3 separate regions of the Homo sapiens genome follow, and regions 2 and 3 are each linked to region 1. Evidence: chromatin loops called from intact Hi-C (ENCODE). Cell type or tissue: CD14-positive monocyte. All regions are shown on one strand. Links, peaks and the distances in the headings refer to the core of each region. The heading gives the core; the rest is flanking DNA. Region 1 has its middle 3.8 kb from the start of LINC02580. Region 2 has its middle 57 kb from the start of LINC02580. Region 3 overlaps LOC112268413 (a long non-coding RNA gene).

Region 1 (6,413 bases), core at 499-5,498:
CTCTAAATTTTTCTCAAATGATTTCATAAATGTAAATAATTGGTGAATCTGGGGAAAGGGTATACAGGAATTCCTTAGTCTTATAAACTTTCTGAAGTTGGCAATTTAAAAAACAAAACGGCAGGCAGCAGACATGCCAAAACATGATAGCACTGATATTCCAAATGCCATACCCAGTGAAGGGACTCAACTCTTCTGTTACCTTCCCCCTGCAACACACAGTCACACTCACACTCAAAATACTTGGAACCGCACGCTTAAGATCTGTGCATTTCATTTCCCTGTTATACCTTATATTTTATTACATATTATTAAAAATAAAATATTTGAACTGGTAAAATGCAGTCCAAAGATGCATGCATCTTTCACTGTCTTCTGTCATAGCAATTTGTGAACCCAAGTCAGGCCCAGCGTCCTTAAGGGGAAAGCCAGTGTTGTTTACCTCTGAATCCTACTGCAGCTAGCAATGTACTTTGTAAATGGTAGGCATTTAACCAAACCTAGAATCCAATCATTTGCCATGGAAGGTTTCTAGCTCTAAGTGAGGTGGAAGGAGGAAGGGAAGGGGGTAGATAGCCAAATGGAAGAAGAAACCAAGAAAGACGGCAGAGTCCACATGGATTTTCCAGTCCAACACACTCATGTCAGAACTAATTTTTTTTGTTTTTGTTTTGGGGTGTTTTTTTTTTTAAGACACGGTCTCACTCTGTCACCCAGGCTGGAGAGCAGTGGCACAACCTCGGCTCACTGCAACCTTTGCCTCCTGGGTTCAAGCTATTCTCCTGCCTCAGCCTCACGAGTAACTGGGATTACAGGCGCGCGCCACCACACCTGGCTAATTTTTTGTATTTTTAGTAGAGGCGTGGTTTCACCATGTTGGGCAGGCTGGTCTTGAACTCCTGACCTCAAGTGATCTGCCTGCCTTGGCCTCCCAAAGTGCTGGGATTACAAGCGTGAGCCACCATGCCTGGCCAATTTTTTTTTTTTTTTCAAGGTTAGTTAGTGGTCAGGCCCACCTAGTGGTTACCAGAGTCAACAATGGACTTATTAAACTTTGCCTCATTCTCTGAGTGTTTTGTGTATATGAATATAGTCTCTCCAGCAAGACCACAGAGGTAAGGGCCTTTCCTCTCCCTACCCTCCCACGGCCATCCTCATGAGCTTAATAGAGACACAGACCCGTGATATGCCCTTAAGTGCCTCTACCAGACTCGAAGCTCCATGAGGGCAGGGCTGTGTCTTGTTTGCTCTCTTCCGCATCCCCAGCACTTAGCACAGCGGTTGACACATTGTTGGTGACTAGTACATAATAGTTAAATCACGGAGTGAATGAATGGGAGTTTTGTTGAGTTTAATTGAGTTTAGTTGAGTTGGGTTGAGTGGGGTTGAATTGAGTTGGGTTGGGTTGAGTTGAATTGGGTTGAGTTGGATTGGGTTGAGTTGAGTTACCTTGTTCCCCAGGGTACACTGAGCAGGCTCTTTGGGAGTCATGCTTCTGACATCAGATGCTCAACCACAGAGTCAGAACCAATGCAAACCTCCCCTCTTTGCTTTAACTCCCACCCTCAGAGTAGATCTCTCTGGCTGCTGAATCTATCACCAAAGGTGGTGGAGCTTTCTATGGCCAGTGTAATACGATCAAAGTTAGGATAAGGTCTTCTTCTCATGGTCCTTTTGGGTGGGGCTACTTTGGGAAGAGGAGCTTTGCTAAAGCACTTTTCTGGTGAAGGCAGGATCTTCTGTAGGAAAGCTCTGGATTGAAGTTATGGTACCACCACCCCCCACCTCCGCCACCCCATCACTCTATCCCCACATATACAGTAGGGACAAGGCTAGGGCATGGGGGGCAGCAGAGAGCAGCACCCTGCAGGTGCCAGTGACTGAGGGAGAGCAGTAGGCCTGAGGGAAGCAGTGGGAGTGTGACCCACGATCAGCAGGAGCTCAATGTTTCTCCCTGATGCTTGGGGCAGGGCACTTGTGATAGGGCAGGGGAGGTACATCTCCCTGTCATTAACAGGAACAGGAGCCTGAGGCATGGGGATCTTCAGTCAGGCTCTCTGAGGTCTTCCAGCCTCCAACCCCTGGGCTAGGAGCCTTGTGTAGCAATCTTCCTGTTGCTACCATGGAGACCTGAGCCCCAGGTCAGCCCTGGGAAGGGTTGGGTGCATTCCTGGCCATAGGGATGGTGCATTTCATTCAGGCTGTCCAGATGTTTATGTCCCCCCCAAATTAATATGTTGAAATCTTCACCCCTAAAGTGATGAAGGTAGGAGTCGGGCCTTTGGGAGGTGATTAGGTCCTGGGGGTGGAGCCCTCATGAATAGGATTAGTGCCCTTATATTATGCCCTGAGACAGACCCCTAACCCCTTCTGCCATGTGAGGTTAGAGTAAGAAGTCACCATTTATGAGGAGATCGCCCTCACCAGACACTGAATCTGCCGGCCCCGTGATCTTGGACTTCCAGCCTCCAGAACTGTGAGAAACAAATGTCTGCAGTTTACAAGCCATCCAGTCTATGATATTAAATGTCTGCTGTTTATAAGCCATCCAGTCCATGATATTTTGTTATCGTAGCCTAAATGGACTCAGATATCAGATATATTTCTGTATAGCTTGGGGGAAGGAAGAGTTCCTCCTCTCACATCCCCTTCTGTGGGCTGGACTATGTTGAGAAAACCTCCACGTTTCCAGCACCTCTCACCATCTCCCTGCACCCCTTTAGAGGAAACCCCTTCCTGGGCCTTCAGGGCATGGCTGGGCATGCTCCCAGCACACTTCATGTTTGCTTCCAACCTAAGAAAGGCCAGGCTTCCCAGCTGGGAGCTCTTTTCCCTCCCCACCTCCCCCTTTCTTGTCTGTCTGCCTCCCTTTCACACTCCCCTATCTCCATCCCCTCAAACCCAAGAGTTTCCACAGTGACAACATGTGGGCCCCAAATCAAACCCCTGTCCACAGGTCCTGCCTGTGTCCCTCCTCCTCCTCCTCTAGCTCCCCAGCCTGGCCACCCTTGTCAGCCCCACCCTCACTCCCACACCCCCACCATTCCTCCTTGTGGACAACTTTCTAAATGCAGCCACACTTCCCCTTTTGAGCCACAGGGCCTATAAAACAGCTGCAGACAGTCAGCGGCACTGCAAAAGTCCTCTTGCCAAGTTTGGCTGAGACCAATACCCTCTAACTCTAGCCATTGCTTCCCCACTACCAGGCACTGAGAGAACAGGCTCCTTTTCGAGTAAACAGTGGGGAGACATCATGTTCCCAACATTCTAAACTAAAGAGGACTCACTGAGGGGCCCAGCCAGTGGGAGGAGGCAGCCCAAAGCCTAGCCTGGCTTCCCACACCCCCAACCCTGCCAGTGCCCTGTGAGACCCTGACTACTCCACCCCCTCCAGTCTTCTGTTTTGCAGGATGAGGGGTAGCTTGGTTGGTTTCCTGGCCCTTTCTGAGTCTAAAACTCCACAAATCTGTCACTTCTCCTTAGGGTGCTCCTGCCCAGTGCCTGGAGAGGGAAGGGGCTTTGCTGAGAGACATGCTGCCACCTGAGGGTTGTCCAGACACGAACTCAGTCCCCCACCTGCCTTCTGTGCTCTTTCTGCAACACTCTGGCCTCAGTGAAACAGTAGCTCTCAGTCCTGGCCACATAGCAGAATCACCCAGGGAGATTTTACAACATCTCAATCCCCAGCCACACTCCAGACCCATGAAATCTGAATCGTGGGTTGGGGCCTGGAAATCAGTCTGTTTGGAAAGTTACCCAGGTGATTCTGCTAAGCGGTCAGGGTTGAGAACCACGGTGGGAAAGGCTTCCAGGAAGTAAAGATGAAGCTATAAGCCAGAGGTGATACATTTCCGTCCCACATTCTCCGCTGAGAAGGATCTTGAGGCTGGTAGGAAGAGATCTGGGATGAACTAGGCATGTCTGTCAGGGATGGGTAGGGAGTGGCTGTGGCCTGAACTAGGTATTTGTCCTCGGGCTTTGGTGGCTCAGAGGTCCTGCCCTGAGGATGCAGGAGAGGACCAGCCTCCAGGCACTGGCTCATTGGCCGGCTTGCTTCCTCCCAAACCTCCCACCTCCCAAGTCTCATTATGGCCCTTGAAGTCAGACAGCCCCAGGGCTACCGTCCAGGAACTGGAAACCAACCTCAGCCAGAGCCAAGAGGCCCCAGGTCAGCCCCAGCCCTCCAAGGGCTTTGTGTAGATTGAAAAAAGGAAAATAGAGAAGGGAAACCAAAGCAGGGCAGAATGCAGTGAAGGAGAAAAAGACAAGAGAAAGGGGAAGGACCCTGAGGTCAGAGAGTCATGTGAATGGCATTTAGGGAACAAAACCTGGCTCCTCTCCATCCATCATCCCCTGGGCCGGGAGAGAAGCACTCTTCTGCCAGGGTCCAGGGCACAGAGATCCAGGCCAGAAAATCCAGATCCAGAAATCTGCCCAACCATGTGTCTGTGAGCACCATGCAGAGCCAACAGAGGAGCCTCCTCGCACAGACACCCTCAGATCCCCACCTCTTCTTCTCACCAGAGCCACAGCCTCCTGTTGGACATTTAAGCGAAATCACTTGGTCATTCCTCAACCAAAAAAAAAAAAGAAAAAAAAAAACACATTAAATCCAGTTCCCAAGACACTTGGCATCACATCAGGGTGACCTGGGTGATGCTGCTGTCGAGCTGCATGACCTGGAGTGAGCCACCTCCCTTCCCTGCCCGGGCCTCAGGGCCTGACCTTGCCTGCCTGCCTGCGAAGTCATATTTGAATGGAAGGGACACTGCTGTAGCCCAGGGGTCAAGAGCCTGGGCTCTGGAGACAGAGGCCTGGACCTGGCTCACCACTTACTAGCTGTGTGAGCATGGGCAGCTATGGCTGTGAACTTCTGCTTCCTCATCTGTAAGGCAAGAGTTAGCAGACTGATGACAGAAAAGGAGAAGAAAACACAGGCCACACCAATGTGGGACTCATATTTAGAAAACACAAGGACTGGCCAGGTACGGTGGCTCATGCCCTGTAATCCAAGCACTTTGGGAGGCCGAGGTGGGTGGATCACCTGAGGTCAGGAATTCAAGACCAGCCTGACTAACATGGAGAAACCCCGTCTCTACTAAAAATATATAAATTAGCCAGGTGTGGTGGCGGGAGCCTGTAATCCCAGCTACTCAGGAGGCTGAGGCATGAGAATTGCTTGAACCCAGTGGGTGGAGGTTGCAATGAGCCGAGATCACACCACTGCACTCCAGCCTGGGTGACAGAGTGAGACTCCATCTCAAAAAAAGAAAAGAAAAGAAAACACAAGGACTGCTCTTTGCAGATCCAAAGAAGATGGCAACTCCAATAGAAAAGTGGGCAAAGGATATGAATGGGGCAGTGAACAGAGCTGCAAGGATGTGTGCAAACAGGAGGACACACAGCAGATGCATCAGAGAGGCTTCTATTGGGAGAGGAGGGGAGTGAGGAAGGGGACAAGGGGATAGTGGTTCTCAGCCTGAGATGATTCTGCTCCCTTTCCCCAGGGGACATTTGGCAATATCCAGAGACATTTTTGGTTGTTACAGTGGAGGTGTGGGGGTGGGTAATATTGGCATGTAGTAGAGAGGCCAAGGATGCTGCCAAACATCCTACAATGTACAGGACAGCCTGCATAAAAGGAATGATCTGACTTGATATGTCAATAGTGCGGCCAATGAGAAACTCTGGGCAAAGTAAGTGGATAAGCAGACAAATGGGCCAGATGTGGTAGCTCATGCCTGTCATTCCAGCATTTTGGGAGACTGAGGAAGGAGGACCACTTGAGCTCAGGAGTTAGAGACCAGCTTGGGTAACATAGTGAGACCCCATCTCTACAAAAATATTTAAAAATTAGCCAGGCATGGTGTCATGCTCCTGTAGTCCCAGCTATGGGAGGCTGAGGTAGAAGGATAGCTTGAGCCCAGGAGTTCAAGGCTGCAGTGAGCTATGATCACACCACTGCACTCCAGCCTGGGTGACAGAGCAGGACCCTGTCTCAAACAAACAAACAAATAGATGCAGGGGCCTTGTACAAACAAATAATGAACATGTACCATGAGCTGAAGCACAGGACAAACTTAAATAAGTAAAATTAAATGGCAATAATAATGGTTCCTAAGTGGCACACAGTAGAGTTTTCAAGTAGTATTTGCTGCTCTATTGCTACTCTTTCGTTGAGGATCTGAACTGCTTGACCCTCTTCTGTTTGTTCCAGCAGCAAATTGTGGGCCTCGGTCCAGAGAGACTCCTGTCTTGCCCAGAGATGGAGGAGCAGTCACAGTGGGCAGCCCATCTCAAACCCCTGCACCAGTGGCCACATGAAGGGAAGGAGCAAAACATGGTTTAAAAAAAAAAAAAAGAAATGGGTAGGAGTGACTGAGTTGGGAGAGAAGAGGAAGAGAAAGGAGACA
Region 2 (6,413 bases), core at 808-5,807, 53 kb after region 1:
TCCTCTTCCCTCTACCCACTGACACCTAAGGAAGCCCCAGGCACTTTTCTAGAGCGTTCTTTGGGGCTGGGGAGTGTCAGGGCAGGCCCTCTGCCAACTCAGCAGGCCGGGGACTTTGGATGTGCTGACACTGGCTGCCCTGACACACCCTATGTGGGCCCAGTTGGCCAGAGCTCTGGCCGGCCTGGGCCTGGGCCTGGCAATAATCGATTGACTGACATGGAATTCCATTCCTTCAGCAAGGACCAACCACACCTGCATAGAGTTGACGTAAGGCCCGTTTCTAAACACTTCATTTATATTTGCTCATTTCATTCTTGTAATGACCCTGTGAGGTAGATACAGTTCTGATGCCCATTTCACAGTTGTGGAAACTGAGACACAGAGACAGATAAACTGACTTCACACCATCAAAGCAGTTAGGAGTGGGCAGTCACGGTCCACACCCAGGCTATGGGGTCTGGAGTCTGCACTTTCCTTTTTTTTTTTTTTTAAGATGGAGTCTCACTCTGTCACCCAGGCTGGAGCGCAATGGCGTGATCTTGGCTAACTGCAACCTCCGCCTCCCGTGTTCAAGTGATTCTCCCACCTCAGCCTCCCAAGTAGCTGGGATTACAGGCATCCGCCATCATGCCTGGCTAATGTTTGTATTTTTGTAGAGATGGAGTTTCACCATGTTGGCCAGGCTGGTCTTGAACTCCTGACCTCAGGTGATCCACCCGCCTCAGCTTTCCAAAGTGCTGGGATTACAGGCGTGAGCCATGGCGCCCAGCCTGGAGTCTACATTTTTTTTTTTTTTTGAGACAGAGTCTCGCTCTGTTGCCCAGGCTGGAGTGCAGTGTCGCGATCTCCGCTCACTGCAACCCCGCCTCCTGGGTTCAAGCGATTCTTCTGCCTCAGCCTCCCGAGTAGCTGGGATTACAGGCACATGCCACCACGCCCAGTTAGTAGAGACGGTATTTCAACATATTGGCCAGGCTGGTCTCAAACTCCTGACCTTGTGATCCGCCCACCTCGGCCTCCCAAAGGGCTGGGATTACAGGCTTGAGCCACCACACCCGGCCTGAGTCTGCACTTTCAACCACTACACTCTACCATGTCTCTTCTTTAACATTTTTTACAAACAACAACAAAAAAAGTGAGGCTGGGCATGGTGGTTCTTGTCTATAATCCCAGCACTGTGGGAGGCCAAGGTGGGAGCATCACTTGAGGCCAGAAGTTTGAGACCAGCCTGGGCAACATGGTGAGATTCCCATCTCTACAGAAAATTCATGCCTGTGGTCCCAGCTGAGGTGGGAGAATCACTTGAGCCCAGGAGGTTGAGGCTGCAGTGAGCTGTGTTCGCACCACTGCACTCCAGCTGGGTGACAGAGTGAGACCCTGTCTCAAAAAAGAAAAAGAAAAAGTAATATTACTTGCACCAGGCAGCCTTTGGCATTAGGGGCATGGACATGTGACATTCCAGGTCCCTTCCAGCCCTGTGTCTCACTCGCGCGCACACTCCTACCTGCCTCATCCTGATGTTGCCCATTGCATCCCTGTGACCTCCCGGTTCCTCCACAGCCAGGCATTGGCTCGTGGGAACTCGGTGCTCTCGGGTTTGGGTCCCAGTAGATTCTGGAACATCCCACCCCACGCCTGTCCTTCCCTGCCACCCCTGCTCCGCCCCAGGCCAGCATTCCTGGAAAGTTCAAAGGCACTTGGTTCAGGGGAGATGTTTCCACACAGCTTCTGTAGCTGGAACTGGGCTAGGCAGAGAGGGGGCCCACCCACAGCCCCACAGGGACTGCATCTTGAGACCAGAAAACTTGGAGTGGCCCTGGGGGAGCAGTGCTGTTCCCATTCTCTGTGGCAGGGGCCTTGGCAGGTGCAAGACCCAGAGTGTCCCCCCACAACCTGAGGGGGCTGCTTCTGGACACAGAGAGCTCAGGCCTCAAATGCATCTTTTCACTAGCCTTCCTGGGTCCTGCCCATTCCTAGAGACGGAGTTCACTATGCTCCTAGCCATGTGCTGGGTGCGGGGCGAGCCCCAGATGGCTCATCGCCACGAGGTGCAGGCACAGCCTCTCCATGAGCCATCAGGAACTCGGGGTTGCATCAAATCCCCAAAGACTTTACTGGGCCCACGCTAGGCATCAGCCTGGGATTCTCCTCCCAGGTCTCCACCAGCTGCTGAGCACAGCGGAGGTGGGGAGGCAAGAGCATGTCCTATCCTGCCTCCTGGCCCCCAGCCCCAGTAACACAGAACTAGGGTGCCTATTGTTTCAATGGCAGAAATCCCCCTCCCCTCCGACCCCTGCCCCCTGCAGCACTGCTCCCCATCACTGGGCTAAACGAATGACCCGCCACTCAGCAGGTGACGACTTACTCCTCCTTGGCCGGCCCTTCAGCTCCTCCTCCTCACCCATCCTGACTCAGAGGCCTGTCAGCTGCCACTGCCCCCGAGGCCTGGCAGATTTGGGTGGGAAGGAGCTATCTGGGTGCCAGGACCTGAGGGGCTGGCCATGCCCTCACTCCTTACTGACCTGACCTTTAGCAGGGCCTCTGAGCATTCTCTGATCTAGAAATGCCACATGTACACGCATGTGTGTGCACACACACACAAACACCCACACACTCACACCCAGCCGCTCTATGACCTGATGAAACAGTCTGGGTGCAGGGCTGAGGCAGGCCAGGGAGGAGAGTTAGACTGAGCAAAAGCAGGATGTGTGTGGAGCAGCCTCCTGGCCTCTCTCCCGCAGAGGCACTTCCTGGTACTGGAGGGCAAAGCGGCCCGGGGTTGGGAAAGAGACCGGTGCTGCTTGCTCCCTCTCCAGAACAGGCATTAATTCTGGCTGCCCCTTGGTATTGGCCTCCAACTTTATAGTTCTCTCCCTTTCTTTCTCTCTCTCTCTCCTACACACACCCCTCTAGACTCCTCCCCTGCACCTCCTCAAAATTTCTCACCCACCCTCACCCCACAGAAGGAGCATCAAAGCCCCACATAGCCTCTGGCCTCTCTCAACACCTAGGAGTTGAGATCAGGCCCTTGTGGCCCAGTCTTGGGGACTTCCCCCTACCAGGGTTGGCCCTCTTGGGTCCACGCCTCTTTGGCTAGACTTCTGATCGCTCTGGCGGCCACTCCGCAGTTTCACCACGCCTGCTCCTGCCTGCAACACACAGAAGTTGGCAGTGACTCTGCACTGCTCCCAGCACCCCGGATGGCTCAGGGCTGTGGCATTTTGTTTTCTTTCGTTTTTCGCCTTCATGTCTGTGCTGTTCACTGTGCCTGAAATCCCCTCCCCGCTAACCCTCCTGCCCATAGCGTCAGTGGCCCACATGTCAGCACCCAGCACTTACCACTAGCGAGGCTGTGTCCTATCCTCCTGACCATGCCAATGAAAAAAGTCCCATTAATTATACCCACTGTTGGCCGGGTGCGATGGCTCTCACCTGTAATCCCAGCACTTTGGGAGGCCGAGGCAGAAGGATCACTTGAGCTCAGGAGTTCAAGACCAGCCTGGGCAACATGGCAAGCCCCATCTCTACAAACAATGCAAAAATTAGCCGGGTGTGGTGGCGTGCACCTGTAGTCCCAGTCCCAGCTACTTGGGAGGCTGAGGTGGGAGGATCACTGGAGCCCTGGAGGTGGAGGTTGCTGTGAGCTGAGATCACGCCACTGCACTCCAGCCTGGGCAACTGAGGGACCTTGTCTCAAAAAAAAAAAAAAAAAAAAGATACCATTGTTCAGAGGAGGAAGCTGAGCTGACAGAGGTCAAGGAAGATGCATTTCTACCCAGCTTTCAAGATTCACTTTGGACATCACCTTCCTCAGACTCTGCCTTCTCCTCTTCACCGCCCCACTACGCCCCAGGCAGGAGAAACTGCTCCCAGCCTAGAGCCACTGCCCGTTGTAGTGACTTCTGTTTGAGGCTGAGACCTCAGCCCCCAGGTCCTGATTTGTGCCCTCCTCCCTCAGTTTTGGGGCCTGTGAGAGTGGGTGGCTGGGCCTGGGGCTGAGTCACTGCCTAGCCTTGCCTGCCCAGCCCCGAACCAGGCAAGCCTCGGTGCAGGTGACCCTGCTGCCCAGAGAAGTGGGCGGCAGGAAGAATGGTCAGGCCCTCCTCCTTTTTCTCCTCCCTCCTACTCACCCACCTCCTGGCCACTTTCCTCCCTTTTTTTTCTTTTTTTGAGATGGAGTCTCACTCTGTCGCCCACACTGCAGTGCAGTGGCACAATCTTGGCTCACTGCAACCTCTGCCTCCCAGGTTCAAGTGATTCTCCTGCCTCAGCCTCCCGAGTAGCTGGGACTACAGGCATGTGCCACCATGCCCAGCTAAATTTTTGTATTTTTAGTACAGACGGGGTTACACCGTGTTAGCCAGGATGGTCTCGATCTCCTGACCTCGTGATCCACCCGCCTCAGCCTCCCAAAGTGCTGGGGTTACATGGTTAAGCCACCGCTCCCGGCCCCTCCCTGTCTTTTCACACCCACTTCTCTCTCTGCCCAACCCTGTCTACACCCTTCCTGCCAGTTCCCAGGAAAAGTGACTTGGACTTTGCTGATGGGAAGCAGAATCTGGGCTAAAACTAGGACAGGAGCAGGGCTGGTTCCTCCAGCAACTCCCCCAGCTCGAAGGAGGCCCAGCCTGAACCACATCGCCAGGAGCCCTGGCTCAGCACTGGGGGTTACCTATGGGCGGCCACTTCAACTTGTGTGTGTGTGTGTGTGTGTGTGTGTGTGTGTGTGTGTGGTGGGCAGGGCGGGGGAGATGTATATTGATGAGGGAGGGGAAATGGACCATTGGGCCCCAGCTTCAACGCCACATTTATTTACTGGGCACTGAGTTAAAAATAGACCTGAGTGCCCCTAGTGCAGGCTGCAGATAGGGAGAGGGATTCCAGGACCCCTGGGAACTAGCTATGTCTCAGGGCCTCCACATGACCTCCCTCTCCCTGAGGGGTGGATCTGTGATTCTGCCGAGTGTCACACACACCCCTGTGTTACTGGGTGGCACCAGGGCAATGTTTTGTGCACTTCACAGATTACAGTGTTGTGTCGCAGAAGAGCATGGACTTTAAACCTAGACGGGATCCCAGCAAGGGATGACTGCACACCTGCCCCACTTCTGGCCTCCATTTTACAGAGAGGGAGACTGCGGCTTAGGGACAAATGACCAGCTCAAGGGCATGCAGAACCAGGCTGGACTCGGGTTCCTTGGCTCCCAATTCTGGACTTTTTTTTTTGAGACGGAGTCTCGCTCTGTCGCCCAGGCTGGAGTGCAGTAGCGTGACCTCGGCTCACTGTAACCTCCGCCTCCCGGGTTCAAGCGATTCTGCTGCCTCAGCCTCCCGATTAGCTGGGACTACAGGTGCCCGCCACCACGCCTGGCTAATTTTTGTATTTTTAGTAGACACCTGGTTTCACCGTGTTGGTCAGGCTGGTCTCGAACTCCTGACCTCATGTGATCCGCCTGCCTCCGCCTCCCAAAGTGCTGGGATTACAGGCATGAGCCACCACACCTGGCCCCAAGTCAGGACTCTTTCCACTGTGTTATATGGCACCCATCACATTGGATTCTGTTTTATTCCATCTTGTTTCATGTTATGTTATATAATGCAGGCAGAGGGGTGGGAGGTAGCGGTTGGAGGTGGAAAAGTGGCCAGAAGGTGACAAAAAAGCAATAGGCTAAGGTCCAGGCAATGAGCCCACATCTTCCCCCACCTGAGATTTCTCCTCCATCAGGTGTAGGGGGCGTGGCTCACCCCGGCACCCAGTGCCCTAATTAGCTCCTGTTGACAGTTTCTGGTTTATGTGTTATCACCTTGAGCCTGCTTATCTTTATCAGAGCCAAAGGTTGATTGGGGCATTCTGGCCAAAGCTCAAAGCAACTCCACTCCAATTTCACAGGGCATTTATGACTACTGTGAATAATAACCCTCTTTCCTCAAGATAGCAGCCTGATCCATTCAGGACCTTCCCTGCAGAGTCCTTGGTGTGATCCTTACCATCCTCACCAGGAAGACAGCACAGAGTCCTTCTCCCATTGGCTGGGGAGAAAAGCGATGCACAGCCCCAGGGTGAGCTGGCCGGGGACCCAGGTCTCCTGAGCCCTGTCCTCAGCACCCAGCAGCAATGCCCCGGCTCTGGAACCTGACAAAGTGAGACCTCCCTACCAGGGCCATGGCCCCCGCTTCTCCAGCCTCGCTCGCCGGGACAAAGGTTACGGGCCTTATCAACCAAGGAGGTAGAATATTAATCTGGCCATCTATGCCCCAGCCCTGACCCGCATAGCAAAGCCGCCATCATCCAGGTGGTGGGAGTATCTGTGCATCGGGACAGAATGAGGTGGGGCTATGTAAGGGGCCCCCATGAGGGCAGGGCCCTGCACATGGCCTTTGTGGCCGCTGGAGGGGCTCACCCTAGGTCT
Region 3 (6,413 bases), core at 773-5,772, 140 kb before region 1:
CTCCTCCAAGACACATATTCCATCCCCCCGAGTCTTCTTCTAGTCTGGCTAAATGGCCTTAGGCTGGAGAAGGGAGATGGTTCAGCATATGCCCTGATCCCTGCCCCAGTCAAGGAGGGGGACAGCCAGGGAATGATAGCAATGCATTTATCCAGCGTTTCCTGCGTGCCAGGCGCCTTGCTAAGGATCTCACCTGTATTATCTCATTCGATTTTCCTAACACTATGAGGCAGATAGTTTTGTTTGCTTCCTTTTGTTTGCACGGAAGGAAGGGCTTTCTGGGGTAAGAACAATGTTCCACGTCTTGACTGTGTGGTTATTACATGGGGGTATCCATTTGTCAAAATTCATCAAGCTGGGCACATAAAATCTGTGCATTTGTTGTATGTAAATTATCCCTCAATAACTTTATTGAGGTGCATTTATTAAAGAAACGTATTTTTTAAAGTAAGGCACAGGAGACTTTGAGAACTTGGCCAAGGTCAAATTCCTAAAGGATAGAGCTGGAATTTTAACTTGGGTACTCAAGAGTGGTGCCATGCCTGTGCAAAGACCCGGATCGAGGGGTCAGAAGGATAAGATCTCAGATGTAGTGGTTTCTTGTTCTTGAGCAAATTACAGGGCCTCTCTGAGCCTCGGGTTTCTCATCTGTAAAATGGGAACAAAGATAGTACCTGTGTTACAGGGTCATGGTTTAGTGCTGTCAGGGACATGTTGGAAGGGGGAGGACCCTGGGGAGCTGTACAGTGTGCTGCTTATGTCCTGCTGTTCAACCTGTAGGCAGGGGGCAAAGCTAAGGGGCAGCCTCCCATGTGGCCGCCCTCTTCTTCACCCTTATCAGCCCCCGCAGCTCCTTCAACCCAGGGCCCTGCCCTATTACGAGGAAGCAGGTAGCATAGTAGGTCATGGCTGGTGCAGGACCCAGGGCAGCAGGGGTGGCATACAAGGTTTGGGGTCCTGCCATGTGGCGGGGGGGGGTGGGGGGGGGAGTCACTGATGAGCTTCTATAAGGGGGAATTGATTTGGGATTTAGAAATGTGGAGGATTGCGGCCAGGTGCGGTGGCTCGCACCTGTAATCCCAGCACTTTGGGAGGCCAAGGTGGACGGATCACCTGAGGTCAGGAGTTCAAGACCAGCCTGACCAACATGGAGAAACCCCATCTCTACTAAAAATACAAAATTAGCTGGACGTGGTGGCACATGCCTGTAATCCCAGCTACTCAGGAGGCTGAGGCAGGAGAATCGCTTGAACCCAGTAGGCGGAGGTTGCGGTGAGCCAAGATCGCACCATTGCACTCAGGCCTGGGCAACAAGAGTGAAACTCTGTGCCTTAAAAAAGAAAAAAAAAATAGAAATGTGGAGAATGGGGCTGGGCATTGTGGCTCATGCCTGTAATCCCGACACTTTGGGAGGCCGAGGTGGGCCAATCACTTGAGGTCAGGAATTCGAGACCAGCCTGGCCAACATGGTGAAACCCTGTCTCTACTAAAGATACAAAAATTAGCTGGGCATGATGGTGCACACCTGTAGTCCCAGCTACTCAGGAGGCTGAGGCATGAGAATCTTTTGAACCTGGGAGGCGGAGGTTGCAGTGAGCCAAGATTGTGCCACTGCACTCCAGCCTGGGTGACAGAGCAAGACTCAGTCTCAAAAAAAAAAAAAAAAAAAAAATGTGGAGAATAGGAGAAGATACCTGGAGGGAGGGTGCTAAAGACCTTGTCTTTCTTAGAAGGAGGATGAAGTTTGCTGTAAACAGAAAAAAAATATCAACTTAAGAATGTCTTGGCCAGGCACAGTGGACTCACACCTGTAATCCCAGGTGTGAGGAGGGAGAGGCAGGAGAATTGCTCAAGGCTAAGAGTTTGAGACCAGCTTGGGCAACATAGCAAGACCCCATCTCTTAAAAAAAAAAAGAAAAAGAAAAAGAATGTCTTAAAAATTAAGGGTCTCCACTAAAAGAATATAAATAGAAAGTGTTACTTCTGCCCCCTGACCGCACCTCGTCCACGTGACCTCCCAATACTGGGCTGGGCTGTGTTTATTTATTTACCTGTGGGCTCCTCTCCACCCTGAGGAGTTTAAGTTGTGTTTATCACTTTGGTCTCCCCACCCCTGCCCAGGGCCTGACACATACTAGGGCCTGAATAAATGCTGGTAGGTGAAGGGCTTAGAATTGGGGTTAGACTTTTCTACCCCAAAGACTTAGGCTCAAACTCTACCAAACTACCCCAGGGGTGGGCCTGACCCATTGCTCAGGTGGGAAAGTGGCTCTGGCTTCTGGCCTCTTCCTGACATAGGCCAGCTCCAGCAGCTATACTCCTCTAAGTTCTGTTTTTGGGAAAATTATGTTGTTTTTATCCCCAAGGAGCCACCTTGGTCCCCAAATCCTGATAGTACCTCCATCAGTAGAGTAACACATTTCATGGATGAGAAAGTCAAGCCTCAGAGAGGTTAAGAGACTTCCCCATGGACAACAAAGCAAGGTATTGACAGAGCCAGCCCAAGAACTCAGACCTCCTGGCCCCAGTCCAGCTCCACTACACACCCCATTGCCACTAATGCTGTCTCAGCCCCCAACCCCTAACACCCACCTCGGTAATGGAGCTGGGCTGGGTGGAGTTGGCTGCTGAGAGGCTGGAGGCTTGGCTTAGGCCAGTGGCTCCTGGAAATTGGGCCGTTTTCCTGGGGCGGAAATGAGAAGCAGATGTGGCTCAGAGCTGGAGTGCAGACTCATGCCGTGTCAGGGGGCTCAGGTTACATGGGAGGACACATGACCGAGGTTCCAAAAACAGCCTGAAACCCCCAAAGCCTACAATGGGATCCAGCCTGGGCCTGGGGAGCTCAGTCCCGCCCTGATCACCTCCTGATAGCGCCCGAGCGCCTCGAGGAGAGGGTGAAATGGAAGGCGATGGGGTGAGCGAGGCCCCGGGCCACTGTGGCTTCTCGCTCCAGCTCTGTGTGTAGGGTTGTTTGAGCCCCTGCACCAAGTCCCTGTCTTTAGAAAGACACCTAGGAAGGGCAAGACACCTTCTATTGGGGTTACCAGCAGCTTCCCTGCCCAGGGCTGGCTTGATGCCTATGCCCAGGCCACCAGAACACCTTTTGCAGTCAGGTTGCACCACTTTGCTTCAAATCTTTGGGGTGAGGGATTGATCCTGCTCACAGTTCATGCTTCTCTCGGAAACCATCAAGTTTTATGCAGTATTCAGGCAGCCTCTCTGGAGTGGAGATGAATATCAACCACTTCCAAACTGGCAGAGGGAACTGGACCCAAGGGGAAAGGGGTGAGGCAGGATTCTGGAGAGAGTGAGGTCCTGGCACAGGTGAGGAGTCCAGGAACAATCTGGCAATAATATCACTTGGCAGAGGGATCCTCTGATCTGCACAGCCCATAAGTCTCTCCCTTGACCAATGGAGCAGGCCCCATTCATTTATTTATTCAATAGATGGTTCTTGCATACCCACTGTGGCCAAGGCAGTGGCTAAGCCCTGAGGATCCAGAGGTGACTGAGCATGAACTCAGTCTCCAGGACCTCCCCAACTGCCGAGGGAGCCCCCACAAAAACCAATGAACAGCTTTAGTGGATGGATCGATTGCTTGAACATTAAGTGCACACTGTGTACCAGCACCCTGCTAGGCTCATAGGAGCCACCGGTGAACAGAATAGGTAAAGACCCTGCCCTAGTGAAGCTGACACTTTTTGCAAGGGAGATGGAGTATAAAAAAAATTAAAAATTGGTTAAATAATATGTTTAGAAGGTGACGCATGCTATGGAAAGAAAGAAAAGTGGGGCAGGGGGAGGAGGGCCAGGAAGTAGGGGCTGGTTGCAGTGGTGTCCAGGGCAGGGAGGGTGGGCTTCCCTGAGAAGGCAAGACTGCAGCAAAGACAGTCCCTGGCGAGGGAGATGAGCATGGTGTCTGGGGACGTGCCAAGGCCCAGAGAGAGGAGGGGCCTGCAGTGTTCAGGGCTTCAAGGAGGCTGGTGCAAGCTGGGGTGGAGAGAGAATGGAGGGTAGAAGTGAAGGTCCAAAGGGAAGGGGGACCAGAGAGGGAGGAGTCGGAGGCCACTGTGCAGTTTTAGCTTTGACCGTGAGTGAAATGGGAGGTGCTGGAGGGTTGTGAGCAGAGAGATGTGTATTGACTGGCATTTTCAAAGGACCATTTGGGCTGTTGGGTCCACAGCCGACTGGAAGGGGCAGGGGGCAAGGGCAAGGGGCAGTCAGGAGGCGACTTTGACAGTCCAGACCAGAGGTGAGGGTGCTGCAGCCAGGCAGAGGATGGGAGAATTGCCTTGGGAGAAACTTGAATATGGTTCCAGGGTAACTTGGAGAAGGGAATGATAAACTCTGACTAAGGATGCTTTCCCTAGGGAGGTGACTCAAGCAGGATCTTGAAAAATGAGTTCAGCAGGACTGCAAGGAGCTACAGCATTCCAACCCTGTGTGTGACAGGGGCCGAAGCCAGAGGGTGCCAGGCCCAGGAGGGGAACCCTGCAATGCTCACCTCGGCTGCAGCTGGGTGCGGGGCACTTGGGCCAGGCCAGGGAAGGATGGGGCTTACTGCTCTGCCCAAGGGTGTGATCCTGTGGGCGCTGGGGAGTTGGTGACAGGTTTTTCAACGTGAGGCTGCAAATCCATGAGACCCACTTTCCAATCAAGATAAGTCCCCCTGTTGCCGTGAGGGGGTTGGAGGCAGGTAGAAACAGGAGGACCAGGTGGGAAGAAGAAGATAAGCCCCTGCCCATCGCAGTGTTAGAGAGAGGGAGGGGTAGTTAGAATAGAGGGCCAGAGGATGAGGGATTGATGGAGAGAGGCCTGTCTCTGTCCTGGGGAAGAGGATGAGTCAGTTTGGGATGGCTGCATTGGAGATGCCTTTGGGAAATCAGACAGAGTCCTGGAGCAGCTGACCAAGGTGTCTGGCGCTCAGCAAAGGAGACTGAGCCCAGATACCCATCTAAGAGCCTGCAGGGACAGGAGGCAGTAGAAGCTATAGAAGTCCAGCTGGGCGCAGTGGCTCATGCCTATAATCCCAGCACTTAGGGAGGCCAAGGTGGGCAGATCACAAGGTCAGGAATTCAAGACCATCCTGGCTAACACGGTGAAACCCATTTCTACTAGAAATACAAAAATTAGCCGGGCGTGGTGGCGTACACCTGTAGTCCCAGATACTCAGGAGGCTGAGGCAGGATAATCACTTGAACCCGGGAGGTGGAGATTGCAGTGAGCCAAGATTGCGCCACTGCACTCCAGCCTGTGCAACAGAGCAAGACTCTATCTATCTATCTCAAAAAAAAAAAAAAAAAAAGAAGTAGTCCACCAGCCAGGGGCATCTCCAGTTGCTGATTTTTTTTTTATCCTGAGGAGGATCTGATTAGAGGTGGCGCTCCCTCCTCTTTGCCTCACTCCCAGGGCCTTTGAGAGAAGGGGTGAGAACAATCATCTTGAGAGTAAACAAGGGATCCCCCTGGAGGCTCCAGGAGCAGGTGGGTCCCCTTGGATGATACTGAGAAGTCACAGGCAAGGGTTCCCTGAGCAGGCCCCAGTTCAGCCCTAGGGTGTTTGTGGTGTGTCTCTAGTGTGTTTGGGGTCTTGGAATCAGCTTGTCTCTGGGTCTCTGCATGCAAGTGTGTGTGCTTCGGGTATGCATGTGTTATAGAAATAGCACTTATAAAATAGCAAAGGGATGTATTTTCACTTTCTATAATTCTCGTTCTCCTGTAGCCCTTCAGGGTGAAGGCTAAGGTGACGTTCATTGCCCGGGGAAGTAAGTGTAGGGTTGAATCGAAGCAAGTCATCCAGGACGGATGAGGTAGGACGGGATGGAGAGATACAGCTACTGAACAGCAGGACTCAAGGAAGAGAGAAGGTGAGAAGCAAAAAGCTCTGTCCCTCACCCCAGTGGACACTCAGAGGGCTGTGTGGGAGACACCCCAGCCACATTTGCAGCTAAATTTCACCGCACAAGGTAGGTGGAATTTGACTCTCAGATGACAGCTGTGGGGAATTTCAGTGAACTCCTTTAAGAAAGCAGTGATTGAGGAAGGTGTAACACATTATGGCGCTGCCCAGGAGGTAGTTTAGAAATGTCTAAAGAAGCAGTCTAGGAAGTGGCTCTCGGAACTCTGCCTCTTCTGGAGGGGTAGAATGCAGCCAGGCGGTCCTAGGTCCCAGGGAAAGGGTAGAAATCAAGGCCACAGGCCAGGTGTGGTGACTCACACCTGTAATCCCAGAACTTTGGGAGGCCGAGGCAGGTGGATCACCTGAGGTCGGGAGCTTGAGACGAGCCTAACCAACATGGAGAAGCCCCGTCTCTACTAAAAATACAAAATTAGCCAGGCATGGTGGCACATGCCTGTAATCCCAGCTACTTGGGAGGCTGAGGCAGGAGAATCACTTGAACCCGGGAGGCGGA

Evidence for each region. A loop is a pair of places that touch in the nucleus more often than their neighbours do. Peaks named below come from ENCODE experiments on the same cell type or tissue, not always from the same donor. Only the 100,000 strongest peaks of a DNase experiment are listed, where the experiment ranks them.
Region 2: it touches region 1 in a loop (3-fold over the local background); 6 of 110 quality-filtered maps call a loop at or near these places.
Region 3: a loop joins it to region 1, with 2.1 times the contacts of the local background. A loop is called at or near these places in 11 of 110 quality-filtered maps.

The regions. Positions count from the first base shown.
Region 1 is chr2:43,103,061-43,109,473 of GRCh38, forward strand. No RefSeq gene overlaps it. Among named protein-coding and RNA genes, the nearest start is that of LINC02580, 3.8 kb to the left of the region's middle. RefSeq lists a silencer at 3,179-3,228. In CD14-positive monocyte, for the core only: a CTCF peak has its summit at 3,013; DNase peaks (open chromatin) are centred at 3,071, 4,301 and 4,871; H3K4me3 peaks cover 3,140 bases; H3K27ac peaks cover 4,538 bases.
Region 2 is chr2:43,155,966-43,162,378 of GRCh38, forward strand. No RefSeq gene overlaps it. Among named protein-coding and RNA genes, the nearest start is that of LINC02580, 57 kb to the left of the region's middle. RefSeq lists an enhancer at 1,809-2,327 and silencers at 2,542-2,737, 2,585-2,654. In CD14-positive monocyte, for the core only: no CTCF peak of the experiment used is centred there; DNase peaks (open chromatin) are centred at 2,046, 2,406, 2,696, 3,166 and 1 weaker place; H3K4me3 peaks cover 2,573 bases; H3K27ac peaks cover 4,516 bases.
Region 3 is chr2:42,965,460-42,971,872 of GRCh38, forward strand. LOC112268413 (a long non-coding RNA gene) reads left to right here. Exons shown (of 3, transcript XR_002959381.2): 3 at 5,723-6,413. Among named protein-coding and RNA genes, the nearest start is that of LINC01819, 71 kb to the right of the region's middle. In CD14-positive monocyte, for the core only: no CTCF peak of the experiment used is centred there; a DNase peak (open chromatin) is centred at 2,712; H3K4me3 peaks cover 557 bases.